2 separate regions of the Mus musculus genome follow, and region 1 is linked to region 2. A link is a loop called in an ENCODE intact Hi-C map of the cell type or tissue named here. Cell type or tissue: left cerebral cortex. All regions are shown on one strand. Each heading gives the region's core, and the rest is flanking DNA. Links, peaks and the distances in the headings are about the cores only.

Evidence for each region. A loop is a pair of places that touch in the nucleus more often than their neighbours do. Peaks named below come from ENCODE experiments on the same cell type or tissue, not always from the same donor. Only the 100,000 strongest peaks of a DNase experiment are listed, where the experiment ranks them.
Region 1: a loop joins it to region 2, with 3 times the contacts of the local background. A loop is called at or near these places in 3 of 42 quality-filtered maps.

Annotation. Positions count from the first base shown.
Region 1 is chr12:52,827,322-52,837,371 of GRCm38, forward strand. The region is part of intron 2 of Akap6 (A kinase (PRKA) anchor protein 6); the gene reads left to right. It overlaps Gm51971 (a long non-coding RNA gene), which reads left to right. Exons shown (of 2, transcript XR_003950181.1): 2 at 1-4,491. Among named protein-coding and RNA genes, the nearest start is that of Gm51971, 34 kb to the left of the region's middle. In left cerebral cortex, for the core only: a CTCF peak has its summit at 5,108 (motif pointing left); DNase peaks (open chromatin) are centred at 3,370, 5,117 and 6,018; H3K27ac peaks cover 1,075 bases.
Region 2 is chr12:52,774,873-52,784,922 of GRCm38, forward strand. All of the region lies in intron 1 of Akap6 (A kinase (PRKA) anchor protein 6), which reads left to right. Among named protein-coding and RNA genes, the nearest start is that of Gm51971, 19 kb to the right of the region's middle. In left cerebral cortex, for the core only: no CTCF peak of the experiment used is centred there; DNase peaks (open chromatin) are centred at 5,603 and 6,346; H3K27ac peaks cover 632 bases.

The DNA.
Region 1 (10,050 bases), core at 2,668-6,667, 52 kb after region 2:
GAGAACTTATTTCTATCATTTAAACTATGTGTAGGTGTGCAGGGGCGGGGGGAAGCATGACAAAGGCATAGTATAGATGTGCACAGAGGCCAGAGCCATCCAGTCCTTGAGAGCGTTACAGGCAGTTGTGAGCTGCCTGACATGGGTGCTAGGAACCAAACTTGGGTCCTCTGGAAGAGCAACACATGATTTTAGCTATTAACCTACCTTTCAAGCCCCTTCCAGGTTATTTTTTGAGGAAAGCTTTTAAAAATATTATTTGTAATTGCAAATGCTTTTAAAAGTGTTATTAGTATCTACAGTAATTGTAAAGAAAATGGGCAAGAGAAGATATTAATTACCAAACAAAATTATATTTTAAAAAGAGACGCAACATACTAATGTATTTGCAGATAAAGAAGGTATACCAGAAAGATATGCCCACATCTATGGAAATGATATGAAATTCTCCTGATGAAGCCAAAAGCTACTAAGAAAATGGTTTAAATTATGAAATGCAAACAGGAGTAAGACTTGGAAACACTCAGGCTGAGAAGATAGCTCAATGGGTAAACTGCTTGCTGGGTAAAGTGTGAGGACCCAATTTCAGATCCTTAGCATCTGAAGAAAGCCAAGCACAGGCCTGTAATCCCAGCACATAAACCAGAGGCTGAATAACCCCAGGGGCCTCACTGGTCAGCTAGAGTAGACTATCAGTGAACCACGGAATCAATGAAAGAGCCTCAGAAAATAAGGTAGAAAATGATAGAGGGAGGATACCCAGGGCCAGCTTTGGCATCAGTGAGTTTATTCACAAACATGTACATGCACACATATGTACACACATACTTGAATTTGGACAACTCAAGTTTCCTTATTAAAGAGAAGGAAGATCTTTAAAATCAGGCGGAAAAAAAAAAAAAAAAAAAAAAAAAACCTCTGAAAATTAGAAGTAAGCTCGGTGTGGCGGTGTGTGCCTTTAATTCCAGCACCCCAAAGGCAGAATCAGACAAGTTTCTAAATTCAATGTTCGCTAGGTCTACACAACAAGTTCCAGACCAGCTGGGGCTGTATAATCAGACAGTATCTGAAAAAGAAAAAGAAGAAAAAATAAAAGAAAGAAGGGAAGAGAAAGGAATGAAGGAAGGTAGCGAGGGAGAAAGATTGAAATTTTTAGGAAAGGAGCCTAAGCTAGAAGGAAAGAACAAATGCACACGAGCACAGCAGGGGATAACTTAGGGATGCTGGACTCGTAACAGCTCCAACCTGGAGACAACCCAGATACCCATCCACTGGTAAACACACACACACACACACACACACACACACACACACAAATACACAGAGAGGGGTGAAAGGGAAAGAGAGGGAGAGGGGGAGAAGGAGAGAGAGGAAAATGTCTCCCATATAGAGGACAAGAGGACCTACTGAGAACATAACAAATTAACTACTTTTGTGTACAGTCACATTGATACATCCCAAAGCATTATGTTGCATGAATTACATAAAGCACAATAAAAACTGCGTGCTGTGTGACTCCATTTAAATGACATTCTAAAAATGGCAAATATCTAGGGGCTGAAAACTGTGGTATGTATCTCGGTCTTGCTGCTGTTTATCTTCAATAACAGTTGCCAAACTCTACACTTAAGAAGATAAATTATATTGCATGTAAATCATGTCTTAGTTAAAAAAAAAAGATAAGAGGATTTGAGAAAAAGTGATCACCACAGGCGTACGGCCAGGAAGTTTGAACTTGTGCATCTCAGGCACCTTGGAGAAGAAGCTGCGGCAGTGTGGTCCCGAGCAGGAAGTCGCCCAGGCTCACGAAAGTTCCTCAAATAAGGCTGTAGGTGACTGAAAGGCAAGCCAGTGATTCAGCTGTTCTGGAGTGGAGACCACAGTCACACTTGAAGGAAATTAGGGTATGTTGTTCCTGTGAGTGGTTCTGGTGGGATCTTTTGTAATCAGAATGACTACAGAGATCCCCACATCCATGGAGCATGAAGCTCGCAGTGAATTCTTCTCGCTAATAAAATCACGAACGGGAAGACATCATATGCAACCCTCTTGCCAAAACCACACACCACCGTATATCAATCATTCTGAGAAGGGTGGGGAGAGAGGAATGAAGAAAAAGAAGCCTAACCACAAGCAAGCCTCCAGATCTGCCAGTTTTCAGGAGAGGGGATTGTGCTAAACAATTCGAGTACAGTAAGCAAAAAAAAAAAAAAAAAAAAAAAAAAAATGGAGTCTGGGAAACTTTGCAGGGCATACAAGCCTGTTCCTTCAGCAGAACTCCAGGAAAGAGAATTCAGGGATAGAGCAAATGTGACAATAGAGGTAAGAAGAAACGCATTACCACTCAGTGGCTGTACCCCTTTTTGGGTAATGATTAAAAATATAAGGCATAAGAACACGACAGTTGAGAGAGTGCAGGCAGTAATTTATATTTTAACACTAAGGAGTTAACTTTAAATGGAATCTACAGTGGCATTGTGGTTATAGTTACAAAGCAGGCAGGGCTCTTGTGTTTTAGCTGTCTGTACTGCAATCCCACTGTGTACCCGCTTTGCTTACCAGAAGGCTTAATTATAATTGGGGGAACTCAGATAAAGTGGGACTGGCTGAAGACCCCATCTGATTTGCTCAGTGATGGATTCATGGAAGCTTATGATTCTTTCTTACCCTGCTTTTATATCTTTGACATTTTCCAGAATGAAAACTTTTTTTTTAAAAATAGCATTCATATAAGACTTCTCACAAACCTGTAACAAAAACGTTATCGTCCACATAGACAGGAAGTGTTATTGCAGAGGTGATCATTGGCCTCAAACGTGGAGGCCCATCCTCAGACACCCTGTCTTACCGCTGCTTGTTTGACCGTGTTATCTTCAAATCAGAGATGGGCATATCATGGGTTGGCTTTCTCTTCCCAGTGCTCTGACAGCCAGCTGTGAGCCCTGAGGTAGTGACACTCCTTTCAACCGGAGCCCTCCGCTCCCTTGACTCACATTGCTCAACTCTCCATCCATCACCACAGATGAAAATGCCCTGCTTTTATTTGCTTCTGTTTCCCCCTCTCATTTTTGACTTTCTTCTTTCTGTCCCGCTGCCGTGTCTCCCTGAACCCCTTCCTTCACTTCGCCAAGTGACTTGTCGCCTGCTGGCTGTGCTCTGGACACCATCTCTCTGCCCCTCCCACACTAGTGATGGCCTCTCTACCTCTCCAAGCACTGGATTCGGCAAAGGAACCTTTCACTGGGCATGTGCAGAGCTGGAACCTGATAAGAACGCTCATAATTACACGCTTATTGTTGGGGAAGATGCTGGCATCTTGAATGCCAAGGACATTGAGAAGAAATGACATCAGAAAGGCTAGTTTTATACCCCAAATATTCCATACTCTATACTCCTGGAGGAGTGCCAATCTTCGTCCCTATATGCCTTGCTTCCTACCCAGGAAATGAGTACACTGAAGCCTTCAGCAACAACACATAGATCTTTCAAGGCACACGGCATTAAAGTGGAAGATCCTTGTGGGCTGGGACTTTGCTGATTTGGGTTTAGGCCTCTGTGTGTAGATATGCTGTGGCTGCAAGCTTCTACAGGATGTTAAACACTTTTGCTGAGGTCCAGTGGATGAAGATCTTTGCTGGCTCACCCAGCTGCAGTGCCACATGAGAAAGTGTGGTTTGAAGCAGTGGGTTTTTCACTTTTGGTGTACTTTGCTGTCTTCCTGCTTCTGAACATTGTCTTTCTCAAGTACCTCCTGTAGACACTCACGTTTCTTCCTCCTTATCAAAGTCCTACCATCAACATGACAACCTTCAAAGACTCGCCAGTCCCCCAGTGCCCTGCACAGCAGTTGGGCAAAATCCTTTGCTGAAAAATTTTCACATTGTTTTCATCAACATTAATATTTCTAGATATCCATCGCAGACCATCAGTAGTAAATAGCTCTTCATAAAATAGGAATGGGGGTCCTCTTGCTCCTGCTCTTGCCTTCCTGTTCCTGCTCTCTCGCTTTTCCTTTCCCCCCTCTCTCCATGTGTGCATGGCCGGCCTCTACTTCTCTCTCTGCCTTTCTCTGCCTCTACAAGCCTTTCAACTCCCCTACCCATGCCCTGAATAAACTCTATTCTATCCAAAAAAAAAAAAAAAAAAAAGGAGGGCTGGAGGGAAGGCGCACATAAATAAAAATAATAAGTCTTTTAAAAGAGAGAAAATGAAGGGACTAGGGGAAAGGGAGATGGATTGTCTTGCAACCCTTATGACCAGAGTTCCATTCCCAGAACCCAAGTCAGAAAAGGTGGGTATGGTGCTGTGCCTCTGTAATACCAGAGTGCTATGGCAAGAAGGGAAGTAGGGGCAGGAAGAACGTGTAAGAACTCACGTATCAAGAAAGACCCTGATTCAAAACCCAAAAAAACTCACGACAGCAGAGGAACAAGGTCGAGTGAGAGAACTAAACCTCTGTGACGTGTATTTACATGAATACACACACACACACACACACACACACACACACACACACGTGTAACGATTGCTTTCAACCCTGTAGTGATGTTACTGGTAGGCTTATTAAGCAGGCATTCCACTAGCATGCTTGCTGATCCCTCCTCTATTATGTTAATCCTCCCTGACTCATGGGTTTTACTGCGAGAACTAATGCAACTTCGTGAAATTGCTTTACTCTGACACGAGATTTTGTGCCAGGAAATCATTTCTAGGCATTGTCTGATCAAGTTCATCAACTTGCTACAAAGTAGCCCCTGAAAGCAAGAGAGGGCTTTGAGTTGCTCCCAATCGCCAACGCTGAGTTTTAGAACCTCCTTTGTATGACTGCACTGAACGGTCTTTGTGACCCATAATATTATCCAAGTAATTTATGAAGAATTAAAAAGCATACATGTACACATTAAAAACACTAATAGATTGTGCAATGTTTAAATTCCCAATAGATTAATGGCATTCTGCAGTAAAAAAGCCTTTAAAACATGTCCAAAGGTCTAATATAAACCCAAGATCATTTGGATTTCTATCTGTAAAAGTGTGGCAAGATTTAGTGACTCCCAGAAAGGAAGCCCCTGGACAATTGGCATTCACTTGTTCTGCAGCGCCATCTAGTGTTCATGGAGAAATGCGCTTTTAAGCCTCATCTTCCTCAGCCTTGCCTTGCTGCTAAGATTATCTATGCAGATTTCTACCTCTACCTGGCAGCCAATGATGCTTAGAGATGCTTCCAACTTACATAACCTTATATTAATTTCCACGGTGAAGGATCATTGATCGGTGAAGGATCAATCAACTAATGAGAAGAATTGGTGTATGTATCAGTATGCATATGTGATGTATTTTATTTCAAGACTACTATCTTTATTTCCCAATAAAATAGCCCATAGATGCTGGGATTTACTGGTTTACTTTAAATTTAATTGCCCTTACAAAAAACATCTTAAATGGCAAAACATTAATTTCCCAATTATTATTATAGCATTTACTATATAATATAACATATACCACAGTACAAATGTCCTATTAGGTCCGGGGACTGTCTTACATAATATTGCTCCCTTTATGCAACTTCCAAAAAATTCTTTATTGCTAGAAAAAGCTACAAAGCATCATCTGGACTCTAACATTCAGAGCTTTGCTGCCCTAAGTGTGGTTCCTGCACTGGACGCTTAGGCAGCCCCTTGGCAGATGTTAGCGTTGCAAAATGTCTGTACCCCACTTTGCCTCCCAAACCACACTTCTCACTTATGATATCCCAGAGTTTCAGATGTACATAAAATTTGAGAGGAACCTGTTTTAGAAATGTCTTCCCCTCATGTGCTCATTGGACAGTAGTCAACCAAAACTGGAGACTTCCATTACAATTTCAGATTTACGATATTTTATTCTTGGAGAAAGTTACATAACTTCCCTGTCTGACTCGTGGCTTATTTCAGTGTATCATGGTTGTTGCTGAGACTCACACAGCGGCTGAACAAAGAGAGTACATTCCTCCCCTGTCCAATCTGTCATCTTCATCTCTGCAGAACCAGAAGCTGAGAGGAACTGCCGACTGTGAAATTTAGGGCACGCATTCACTACCAAAAATATTTAAGTCTGCTGTGACAGAGTCATGATTTGAACCCACAGTAGGAGGCGAGGCTTAAATCTTCACAGCTGAAGCTCAAAGGAACACTTAGAAGTAAAAGGAGAGGTTTTAAATCATGGCTTTCCTTGGGCCTTAATTCTCTCTCTCTCTCTCTCTCTCTCTCTCTCTCTCTCACACACACACACACACACACACACACACACACACACACACACACACACGCACACACACCTTTAAACCTAGCAAGCTTCCTATGAAAATCAGAGTATTTACAGCCATCCATTCGCTTCTTTTTGGCTAATGTTCAGTTGGTTCATAATCTAATACTATTCCAAATTCACTCAAATTCCCCGAGACACTTATCTAACCATTTCAGATAACAGAATAGACTTCAAAGTGCAAGAAAATCTCTTTACAGGCTGAGGCTAGTTTGGAAAGTATTTTAAGTGCACAATTATGATAAGCCAGGTTCTTACATATTACAAAATTTTCCCCTTTTCTAAAATCTGGGCTAATAGCTATTAAATATTTCAAATTAAAACTCAAAGTAATATATTGTTGGTTCATTTAAAAATTTCAGAATTTAAAAGTAATAAATGGATTGGTCCATAGTCATGAAAATTATCATTGCAATTAACACATAGTTCCACAAGCTAGGCTAAATCCCATTATCTCTGTGGTTCTAATTATCGAAGGGCTTAAAGAAAGCAGAAGTTATTTGACCCGTGACTGGCCCTGCAGTCTGCTGGTGAGGGTATACGGTAACGCATGCTGCAGCAGAACTCAGATGTCCTAAACTGCAGATTATCATGCACAACCTTTCTTGGGTTGTCTTACACGTCAACAGGGAATTCCAAGGTCACGGCCACGAGCTAGGACGGATTCACATCCCCGTGCCTCTCGACTGCTGAATATATTCTACCTTCCTTTGCTTTTCCTGTAAATCCTTTCAGCATCCACTGGCTTAATTGGGGTGAATGGAGTCTGTGCCTCCCACTAGGGCAAATGTCTTGATTGAATAATTAGTGTTAATTGACACAGGCACCTCTGTCCAAGGTATGAAGTGTCTTCCTAGTTTATTTCATTATCTGTGTCTTTCTTCTCCATTTTACGGGATCCTGCTGACATTGCTACCTGACTGGATTGGCTAAAGTTAAAGCTGGGCATGCTGTTGCAGGACTCTGTTTGGAAACACAGATATTGCAGAGTGTTAGGAATCCTGGGGTATGACCTGGGCTAACAAATTATGAGCTCTAACTTGAAAAATGAGCCTTCAAAGCATAAAGCTTAGAAACCTTTGTTCTTACAAGAAATGTGACGTTTGACGTTTGTCACAGGTCCCTAGGCAGTCCATCCTGGACCTGGGGTTCTGAATTCTGCATTCTGAAGGTTTGTTGAGGATGAGAAAATGTCAGAGGAATCTGAAACCAGATCAAGCTGACCGATTAGCCAAATTATCCTCGAGCATCTACCGTAGAGGCGAGGGCTTTTAATCAGGAGCCCTGAGGTGTCTCCCTCCAGCTTTGGATCCTCTCCAGAGAGCAGCCAGGAAAAGCTTTCCCAGTGTGGAAAGCTCCCAGGGGAGATGTGGCCATGGTGGGACAATACCCAGGAAGGGCTCATCTGAGAGCCCCAGAGTAGCAGCTTGGGGAGTAAGAGCCTGAGCAGACAAGCAGGCCAGGCCACAAGGAGGAGAGATACACTAGCATTTCCTACAAGTGCCTTCTCTGTGACTGTTGTCATTAAAAGGGCTTGTTGTATCGGAGTGGGGGGGGCTTTAGCTATGGAACCATGAAACTTAATTCAGAAGAGACGGTGGGACAGCAGACTGATCTCTGTAATGTAAATGGCAGCTCTTCTGCTGAAAGCCATTGTGTCAACCGCTTGAGAACGTGGCAGTGACTTGGCAGGGAGATGGCAGAAAGGTTCTCTGGACCAACTGTCTCCTGCAGCTGTGAAAGACACACAGCCTGGCTGCCAAATGGTGAGCCCTTTTGTGCTCCGGCTGAGTTTCATTCACTCCTATGGCAACTTGAGGTTCAGCGTTCAGGAATATTAGTTTGGTCTGGACCATCGCCATCTCTTAGCAACCAAGGGAGATAGAAATTACCAGCTGGGTAATTTGATACTGGGAACCCGAAGGTCATGAAAATGGGGTATAATGGCTGTTTGTATTGAAGGGGGAGGAGGGAGGGGGGAATATGATGTAATCCTGATGTGTAGAAATGTTTGGAATGCCACAGAGATTACAAAGGAAAATCCAGTTCAAACTGGACTCTGTCTCACTCAGAGCGATTCAAGTTGGGCCAAGGAGCTCCTTTAAGCATGTATATTTTTGCTCAAATAAAAACCCCTTTGGGGTTTTGGAACTGCAGTATAGAAAATAGTTTACTCTGTATTAATTTTCTCTGAGGTTGACCCGTAGCTTAATTTACATTGAGTTTCGAAACAGTGATTTCGAGTAACATAAATAACAGGTTAGGGTTCTATTGCTCTGACTTCTGAAGGCACTGGGCCAGGGATGAGGATTGGGCTGGGAGAATGGGCAAGGGGAGACAAAAGTTGCTACAGATCTGCTTCCTGGATGCTCACACTGGCTCTAGCCCACAAGCGCACCAGCTCGTCAAGGAATTGCATGTTGGGAAACTAGAAACTGCAAAGCAGAAGCCAAAGGAAATTCTTGATAACAAGTTGTTTTCCTTTTCCCCTGGGCCCAGTGAAGGGACCATCTGTTTTTCAAACTAGAAAAGCCAGAAGATGCAGTGTTTGCTCCTGGAACGAGCCAAATTGTCATAATCTAATCAAAATTCCAAAGGATGAAGGGAGAAAGGAAGAGAGGGCTGGGGAAGCCAGGCGTGGCAGTTCCCTCGCTCTCTGCATTCCTGTAGATTCATCCAGCTGTTTTAGCAAACCAGCCTGGACAAGATGCATTTGAAGGGAGTGCGAATTACAGCAAGGAGGACTGGAAAATCCAGGGTTTTGCATGACAGGTAGCGGCCTGGTCTTGTTCTCAGGGGAGCTTGTTCACCTGCTACGCACGTGGTTCTTGTGCTGGCACAGTGGGCAGAGCGCCCTGCTTTCCCTGTCTCGGTTCGTGGTTAGACTTATTTGGCACACTCTGTTACAGTTGGGTCATGGATCTAACGCAGACAGCGGAGCGCGCCTTGCTTTTTCAGCAGTGCTAGGAATGTTTAATTCCTTCCATGCGAAGAGGTTTGGCATTTGATTTTGTGACCCAACTTCAATGAGGTGAAGTAAAAAAAATTATTAACATAAAATAAATCTCTTTTTATATATCCACTTCCTTGTATCCTCAGCCCTCTGGTTCCCATATCCAGCCGACTTACAACAGTGGAGGCTGAAGCCCATGGATTCACTGTTTCTATAGGTCAGCAGCAACTTCATATTGGTTGCTATGCGTAGCATAGACAAGCAGTGCAGACAAACAAGTCCTCTGATATGGAAACACTGTAGGATTTTGAACTCTACCATTAGGATTCTCTGAGAAGAGAAGGTCTCAGGAGAGGTTCTCACCCTTCCCAATGCTACAACCCTTTAACACAGTTCCTCGTGTTGTGGGCGACCCCCGACCATAAAATTATTTTATTGCTACCTCATAACTAGAATTTTGCTAAGGTTATGAATTGTAACGTAATTATCTGATGTGCGGATATGTGACTCTTGTGAAAGGGGATCCAAGGCCTGAGAACCTCTGGTTTCAAGGCTTTAAGACAACCAGAATGGTAGACTGTTTTGGCATCAAACTAAATCCATGCTACCTTCTGCTACACAAACAAAAGGCACGGGCGGCATCTTGCTGAGCTCAGTGCAGCCCCCAGAGCCACCAGGGTTTGTAGATTACTTCAACCTCATTGGATCTTGCATTTAGTTTAAGAACCCTTTTTTGACTGTCTCCTTCCCCATGGTTTAAAATGGTTCTGATTCTGAATCCGTTTTAAATTTCT
Region 2 (10,050 bases), core at 3,337-7,336:
AAGATGATTTCACAGTTAACACTAGTCACTTAGATTTTACAGGGGCAGGCAGAGGGAAAGACAACGCCCAGGGAATCAATGGGTGCCTTACTGGAGGAGGGGGGTGGGGGAGGTGGGATTGTGGGGTGGGGGTGGGGTTCAGAGGTTCCTTTCCACTTTGAAACTGTTTCTTCTAAAAAGACTCTTCTTACATGCTAAACACACTTCCCATATTGACTGTCTGTCCTCTTCTAAACAGACAAAGCAGCAAATAGCATAAAAGGAAATAAAATTCTGTTTTCAAAACAATGTCAGCTTCTCCCTCAGTCCTCTTGTTCATGTAGGAGAGTTTTAGGAGGTTATTATGATGATGAAAACATAATTTTAACTGCTAAAAGGCAAATATTTAAAATTCTGTGAAAAAGCTGGCCCAATTAAATTCTCCATAGATACACTGCATTAGTAGTTATTTTTGTTAGATTTTTACTTGTACAATGTTCTTTAGGACTTCTTTTTAGTTTAAATATTCTAAAGAATAAAATAATATGAATGAGATGCACTAAATCACTTTATTCTTCATATGATGAATTCATGTATAAATGCAGAGTGTATCTATACTCACCCATGCATAGTTTTAGTTAATGTCAATTTTTATCTAAGCAGTTGATTTACAACTCTGCATATATGGTAGAGGCTTGTCTATAAGCTTCGATATGAAGCTGGACGTCTTGTTTGTTTGTTGTGAGACAGGATCTCTTTACCTAGCCCTGGCTTTCCTGGAACTTTTATAGAACAGGCTGACCTTGAACTAACAGAGCTCTGCCTGCCCCTGCCCCTGCCCCTGCCCCTGCCCCTGCCCCTGCCCCTGCCCCTGCCCCTGCCCCTGCCCCTGCCCCTGCCCCTGCCCCTGCCCCTGCCCCTGCCCCTGCCCCTGCCTCCTGAGAAATCTGGAGTTCTCTGGAGGCTTTTACTTCCCAGGGAACATTCAGTGGTATCTACAGACACTTCTGATTGTCACGACTGCAGAAGTGGGTGAATATTCCTTGCACATAGTAGGCAGAGACCACAGCAGCTGAGCACTCCATAGTGCTGACGTGACAAAGAATGGTTTGAGCCAAATTTTAACAGTGTCAAGGTTGAGAAACTCTGTTGTTGGATAAAGAGGCTGTTTATTAATAGAATATGAAAGATAAATGTAAACATCCAGTAGGTATATATTGACCAAATTTCCAAGTTAAGGGTAGGTTACTCCTTCCTACAGCTATATTTTGTGTCTTAGAAAAGAGATCCTCTATTCTAATTTTTCTGGAGAAGGATATACTCCAAGCAATAAGAACTTAGAATTCTACTTAAATTACAGAAATAAAGAATAAATATTTAAAGTAATCCAAAGAAAATCAACAAAATGAAGGAAACATGTGGATATCAGAGAAGCACTGCATCATTGACCTATATCCCAGACCAATTTTTAAAAGAACAGTATGTTAATACATTGGGGGAAATCCACAAAAATCCATATTTATGGACTTCTATGAATGGAGAGGCTATAAAAACCCAAGCAGACAGGTAACAAGGAACAATGTCAGACCTGTAACAAGTCTTCAAATTCGTTTCAGATGGGAAGGCTTCCCTGCTGACCTTTACCAACTTGTAGTGGAGAAATAACTGTGATACTTCTCAGACTATCCCATAAAATTGAAAGAAAACCCTTGAAATGTATTCTCTGAAGTCTGCATTACTCTACCACAAAATCTGGCAAGGATACCAATATTACCACTACCACCACCAGCAGCAACAGTGACACCACATCTACAGACCAATTAATACTCCTGAACTTAGATGCAAAAACCCTCAGCAAAATACACCACAAACCAAATTCAACGTCATAGTAAAAACAGCCATACACCATGGAAAACAGATGTTAGTCCAGGGATGCAAGGTTGGACATATGTAGCATAAAAATAGAACCAAAGACAAAAATCACATGATTATAACAGATGAAGAAAAAGCCTTTAATAACACTCACTCCCTTTCATAGTACAAGGCCCTAAATAAACCAGGCATAGAAAGATTATGACTCAATACAGTAAAGGTTATATACAATCGTCTTATAGCTAACATCATACTGAGTGGAGAAAAACTGAAAGCATTTTCTTTAAGACAATAAAAAGTGTAAGTGGTTCATTCTCTCCTTCAGCCAAAGTGGTCCCATGAATCCTATTCAGTTGCAAAGGTTGGTGGCCAAGTGCGTTAACCACTGAAACATCTGTCTTGAAAGAAATATAAATGCAAATAAATAGATGTTTAAAATGATCAATATAACTTTAGCAATTGGGGAAATGCAAATAGAACTATAATTAGATTCCATATCACCTCAGTTAGAATGGCTTTTATAAAAACAAAGAAACAAAGAAAGAAATGCTACCAAGGGTGTGAAGGATAAGCAACCCTCTACACTGCTGATAGAATGTAAACTTGTCCTGATTCTATAGAAATTAGCATTGAGGGTTCTCTAAAGACTGAAAATACAGTACCATGCGATCCAGCTGTGTCATTTATGGGTTTATGCCTCAAAGCAGCAAACACTAGAGATGCCTGCACACCCATAAATATTATGCTATTGTTATGTGCTTGTACATGTGCGTGCCTGTATTATTTAACCACAAAGAAGAAGGAAATCTTATTATTTTAAGAACGTGGATAAAATTAGAGAATATTGTATTAAGTGAAACAAGCCAGAAATACAAATATCACTTCTTTTTTTTAAATGTAAAGACTCAAAACCAAACAAACAACCAAACCAAAACAAACCAAAAAACCAAAAACAAAAAAAAACAAAAAACAAAACCAAGAAGAGGAGCTGAGAGTGGAGGAGGAACGTTGGAAACTGTGTAGGAGTTGGAAGAGGAAAGGGGAGAGTGGAGAGTGAACATTATGATTAATGCATGTTACATGCATGTATGGAAAGCGTAAAGTGAGTCTCACTAGCATGTACCATTATTCTGTTAGTAGTTATAATAAAATAATTTTCTAACAATGAATATAATTTACCTAAATACATAAATAACTAAATTGGCTTCCAGAAGATTTTATTCTTTGACCACGTTCACCTCACACCTAGGTTGAATAGATGCCACTGGTTCTGGGCACTTGGGCGGTCTTCCTATATGTAAATCTGCCTGTTATTTTCTCCATTGCTAGCTAAGGATTTAGCTTACACATCTTCTTAGACGTTATTTCTTTTAACACAACTCCTCATTTCTGACTTTGCCAATTACCCAGAGATCTTTAAGAGTAGACATATTGCTTTTGTTTTGTTTGTTTATTGTGTTTTTTAATTGCCCGTGTGTCAGTTCTGGCTCATCATCAAAAACAACAAAACAACAACAACAAAACAACAACAACAACAAAACAACAAAAAACAAAAGACAAAAAAAAAAAAACCCCAAACTATGTAATACTGACTTTTATAAAATTAGCTCTTATCAGAAGCTAATGTTAGAAGCTGGGCGTGGTGGCGCACGCCTTTAATCCCTGCACTCGGGAGGCAGAGGCAGGTGGATTTCTGAGTTCGAGGCCAGCCTGGTCTACAAAGTGAGTTCCAGGACAGCCAAGGCTGTCCAGAGAAACCCTGTCCCGAAAAAAAGAAACAACAACAACAGCAACAAAAAGAAGCTAATGTTAGTAGCTCAGTTTCAGAAAATGGTGGTTGGAGATAGAGTTCCCAGATATAGCCATTTGTAAGTATTGTGTCCGTGGTACATTGCAGAACTTAGGTCAAACAGTCCCCTCTGAGGGCGTGATGTTCTGCTTACTCTACTCTGAGAACGTCCATCCCTTCAGGAGGAGGTTTTACTCTCCTGGTTGACAGAGCTCCCCTTATGAAATTTTGCAGCAGAATTCATTGACCTGCTTGTTTGCATTTTGATAGAGAAAAAAGACTCACTTGAGCTAACCTTATCCCATAGTAGACATTTATTATCATACATGTATATATTAATATATGTTATTTCTACTGTTAAGAGAATATTTTGAGGTAATGCAAAATATAAAGAAATATTTAAAGCACTTACATTTTATAGCCAAGTTGAGAAAGAGTATGGCCCACTGAAACTTCTGAGTGGTTTCTATGTCTGTCCAGTTTTGTCCTAGGGGAGGGAAATGGTTGGTGACAGTGGATGACTTTGATTCGCTCTTTATTGCTGTGACAAAACACCATGACCAAAACAAACTTGGAGAGGAAAGGGTTAATCCAGGATGAGAGTTTAGATATGTGTCTCCAGTACTTTAGGGACTTAGATATTCTTGGTACTCAGAAAGAATTAGTATCTAAGAAGTGTGTATGGTCAAGTCTTCATGGTTACATATTCTTTGGGAGATCTAATGCCTTACAGACAGTGACTCACAGCAGCTCTGAGATAATGCCATCCTAAAGTATTTCTGTGGCAGCACACATTCTCCAGGGTTTGGGCAGATGTTGAAATGATGCCGATATTCAGGTAGTACTGAGAAATTTTCTTGGTTGTTATCTAAGCTTCTTTTCCCGTTTGTGACAAAATACTCTGACAAAAAACAACTCAAAGGAGAAAGGGTTGATTCCTGCCCACGGTTCTGTGGTACAGTCAGAGAAGTCAAGACAGCAGGAGCTTGAAGCAACTGTTCACAATAAGTCAACAATAAGGTACAGAGGACAGTGAATACTAGTCTCACCATGTTTATCTATGGTCCATTACACAGTTCAGGATCCCAGCCTAGGGAATGGTGCAGCCCACAGTTAAGATGCTGTTTCCTACCTCAATTAACGTAATCAAGAAAATCCCTTACAGGCAGGACCAGACCTGTCTCCCGGGTGATTCTAGATTCTGTCTAGTTGACAATTAACACTAACAATCACAATATTGATTATGTGTTTTTAGGTTGTGTCCTGAATTGTGCTTGAAATCAATTCATGTATCAATATGAGATCCAATATTCATTTAGCTGAAATTTTAGATCTATAGAATTCGAACTTTCATGATTTTTGACACTCCCTTGATTTTATTATTAGACCTCACTTATTAACAATTCTGTTAAGAGACACGTGACATGAATTTATCATAAAGATCACCTTTATTTAGATATATTTATATGTCGGGAATTTCATGCATGTGCAAAAATATATTTTTCTTCTTTATAAGCATTTTTGGTAAGAATAATTTTAAAATTAATCACTCGGTGGAATTAAAAACATTCATATCGTTGTGTAGCCATCCCCACAAACATCTTACTCCCTGTCTGTAAACTTTACCAAGAAGTAACTCCTTATTCACCTTCCCTCACCCCCTGACTACCCACACTTTACTGCCCGTCTTTGTGGTTTTGGCTGTCTAAGTGAAATCATAGAGTATGTGTCCTTTTGTGATAGGCTTGTTTCACTTAGCATACTGTCTCCGAGGTTCATTCATCTTGTGTCAGAATGCCTTTCCCATTTAAGCCTGAATAATACCCTATTGTGTGTATTTACTACATTTTGTTTATCCATTCATCGGCTGATGGATGAGCCCTGGTTGCTTCCATGTTGTGGCTGTTGTGAACACTGCTGCTATTGAACACGAGTACACGATTTTCTCTCTCTGAGGATGTTTTCGTTCCTTTTTGGCTCTGTATCCAAAAAGGGAATTTTTTTTTCTTGGATCTTTTCTGGCTGCTGATTCTATTTTTAATTTCTTCCAGAACTGCCACATTGTTTCCTACAGGGCTGGGTTGCTTCATACTTATGTTAACATAAAGGTTCTGATATTTCTACACCCTCATGCTTTCGCTTGCTTGTTTGTTTGTTGGGGAGGTAGTCTCTTCTAGCTTTGGTGAGCGTTTCCCTAATGGTTGCTGATGTTTGATAATGCTTTGTGGATTTATTAGCCATTTTATACCTTCTTTGGAGAAATATATATTTTAGTTCTTTGCTCATTTTTAAAATTGGGTTGTTTTTGTTTTTGTGTCCTTAAGTTTTCTGTATGTTCTATTTGTTGATCCTTTTTCATATACATTATTTATTGGTATTTCTCTTGCTGTTTTTTGTGTTGATACTGGGTGGGTTTTTTGTTTGTTTGTTTGTTTGTTTGTTTACAAATGTTTTAAGTTTTTGTGAAGCCCAGTTTGTCTATTTTTTTCTTTATAAGTCCTTGAAGAATAAAACCCAGTGCTATTTGACTCAAGTGACTGCTTTATAATCTGAGTTTGGGACAATGTTCTTCCTGCACGCCAGGTTTCTGTTGTAATGGAAACCTTGCTGCATTTAGATATGGATACATCTCGGCACATTTTGACGAAGTTTGTTAAGTGCGAGGCATTTCCTCCTTTAAAGCATCCTTTGGGAAACCTGACTGAGAAGTGCTGAGGCTGCTCTTTTCAGGTGAGAAGACACTGAGCTTAGGAGCTGCAGCTGTTGGGAGTGTGTGTGTGGGCGGGGCGGGGGGGGGGGCATAAAGGGTGAGCTCATGCTGATTCACTTTTTGCCAGAATACTTTGGTCAATGCAAATTTAACGGAGCCAACCATCCCCTTCTCCCCTTAAACTGTCAGCTAGCATATCCCTCTGATTCTTATAGATAGGGCTAATTGTTTTCTTTAGAAATTTCATATCATAAACATGAGCTATGTCAGTTGCTCTTCATTACCTCCCAGAGGATGAAAACAAACTCCTATTTCTGAAGACACTAAACACTTTGGACACAGGATTCTGAGGATCCAAACTTGATCTACCCTGAAAATCTCCTTCCCCTCTGGTCTATCTTTCATGGTACCAGAACCACCACAGAAACCTCTAAGGGAGGGAAGCAACCCTCGAAGGGACCCTGCCCATCAACGACAACTATGAACCACAAGAACCAGAGTGGCACAGTATTCCAAAGGGTATAATAGTGGTGCTCATGTCTTGGTAGTAACCTTCAGCTATTTACCTGAATGTAAGATCTGATCAACAAGAGGAAAACCACGCCTGGTCCTGGAAACCTAGTCAACTACCTCAGGCTAGTAAAATAATGAACCTTGGAGAAGAACCTACAACTGTCACTTGACTCAACCAGCATTATCCACATCTACATTTTAAATATTTATCCTTATACACAGAGATAAGTAATATGTTTCACCTTAAAGAAAGAACAGATGGAGACCATTAGAGGAAACTACAACTGATACAAATGCAGACAATAAGTGATTGTATGGAGCCCATCTCCAACCAATAGATCTACAACACAACTCCGGTATCTAAGTTTCAGGGATCATAGCAGACAAGGAAACAGAAAGACTGTAGGAGCTAGGAAATCAGGAAGGTTGCTGCGAGACTGCATCTCCCAGAAATGTCACAGAGGCTGCACTCTTGAAGTCTCATCAACGCAGCTGTCTAAACAAGACTTAAACAAGTATGATATCAATACACATGTTAAGAAGGAAAGGGGAGGGCTCATGGGGCCCCAGCTCTAGACAAAAACCTACAGGTGACTAAGGAATTCTGAGGTCAGGAGAAATCGTCTTCCCCAGGGAAGACTCTCCAATTGGTTATCTAATTACTAAGTGGTCAGTCCTGAAATCATATATGTACAAGTAATATTCTGTGGACTGTTTAGATCGCATTTATATTTTGAGATACACACACATACACACATCCCACAACTACAATTAAAGAGAAAGAGGTAGTCAATTTGAGAATGAGCAAGGCAGAATACATAGGAAGAATAGGAGAGAAGAAAGGGAAGGGGAAATGATGTAATTGTATTCTAATTTTAAAAAATCACATCAATTTTCACATTGAAGGAGGGAAACTGTAGCCTTCCAGCTACTGGTGTTCTATTATATGTTAAAAGAATGAAATAGAACCCTTACCACATAGAATCAGGTTATTATAGATCACCCCCAAATTATTTTTTAAAAAATTGAAGCAGCTGACTGTTACAAATATTCCATATCACTCATTTAACTGGCAGGCAAAATAGCATTTCTTGCTGAAGAAACTCAAAGGACCTCCAGGAGGCATGTCAGCTCCTGAATCATTCAGAACTGTTAGCAACGTCAGGATCACGGCAAAGTGTGCGATAAACAGAAGCCACAGCGAGCAGACTGTATCTGAGATTCTTTTGTAGCTGCTGTAAATGACTAAGTGGGAACAAAAGTAGCTGTGTCATGTGATGGATCTGACTGCGATGTGGTGCATGAGTCAAAAGGAGACAGACATAGGTTACTGAGAAGGCCCCGCTGTTTCTGATTGCCACATCAATTATGAGAAACTACTGCCTACAGGGGAAAGACATGAAAAATGGAAACGTTGGGTGCACAGTCATCTTCCATGCCACCAAACTGCTGGTGAATGCCGCGAGTTGCTCCCCTGTGTGGGGCGTGGCTACAGGCTTAGCTGAGTCGCAGAGTAAGAGAGCAGCTCAGATTGTGACCTCCTGGAAACTGCAGCTTCCTCTTTCTCTCCGCAGCCCAGCTCAGGTGGTGGCAAGTGGAGAGAGCAGCCAGCTGGCGGACTTTGCTTTCAGGCCCTAGCATGCCGATGGCATAGGTGAGAGACTGTGAGTCGGTCTTTGAGTGGTATCCAGGCTGTGGTCCTTGATGTTCCTGACATTAAGACAAGCCCTAAATTCAAAATATAAATCTTTTTGTTGCCTTTGATGAATGGAAGAGCTGCCAAAGTGTCTGGTGGAATTCAAACCATAGTCTTCTAAGGTTGATAGAAGAGCTATTGTACTCTTTGTAGAGATTTGAAGTCATTAGCTCCTAATCAGAAGACCTATTGTAGCTATGTGTTTTTATTAAACAATGAATGAATTAATTTATTAAAAAACAAGAATCCAGTGGAAGAGAGCTTATGCCTCGTGCTTTTATATCTTCCAATATAAACACAACATCCTTGAGCTTGTACTATCTATCTAGTACTTAAAATATGTGTGGTATTTTTCTTTGAAGGTCTAGGTATATATGATCCTCAGTGCTCTATGGATATTTTTCAAAATACCAGTTCATCTTGGAGCAAAGTCTGATTCAATCGGACATTAACTTTTGATTTAGATGTCTGATTGGGTTGAAATGCTTTACTGTTTCATGAACTTGATAGATTTAGAGCAAAACCACAGTAAGATGTTTGAAACAAACAGGCTCTGTCTTACTGAAACCGTTCTGGGAAAGCAGGCACAGTCGCAGGCTGTGGGAACGGCTTCTGCGATAAGGAACACAGGAGGACTCCTGCTCATGGGAGACCGTTGGAGCCAGGGCACCTTTCATTGTTATAATTTCAGGCTGACATTAGAGGCATCTAATATCTGAGGAGCTACAGTGAAGGAATATTGTGAATAGGAAAATGGGTTTGGGAATCCCAGTCCTTTTGAGAATTCTTCATCCACACAGTCCTCTGTTTCTGAGAGAAAGCATAGTAGTTATTTGAGGTGTTCTCACATTGCAGAATGAGCAGCAGAAGGCAAATTAACATCAGTGGAAAGATTTGGCTCAATTCATTTGATCTTTTGGCCTGATTCACTTGTCTTCGAAAATAAAAGTTATCCTCCCTACAATATATTTACTTGTTAGGACCAACACCGAAACAGCTTAAATTCACCCTGATCTCTCCATTGCCTGTCCCTCATCATTGCAACGGGCTTAACCAGGGGAGGCAGTGCTCTCTCTCTCTCTCTCTCTCTCTCTCTCTCCTTTCTCCCTCCCTCCTCCTCCTCTCTCTTTCTTTCTTCCTTACATGTTGAAAACACTCTTTCATATACTAGAGTCCAATGGTGGCTTCCTCTTCCTCATTCCTTCCCAGATCCTCCCCACCCAAGCCCCACCCCCACCCCAATCCAAACTCCACACCTTCTTTCACCCTCTCTTTGGAAAACAAACAAGCAAATAAAACAAACCACAACGAAAAGTAAAAAGAAAAAACAAAAAGCAGAAGAAACACACACACACACACACAAACCCATAAAAACGCAAAATCAGAAATCATGACATTTAAACAAAAGACCAGTCAGTTAAAAAACAAACAAACAAACAAACAAACAAACAAACCCAAAACCCAAAAAGCACAAACAGAGCAATTTGAAAC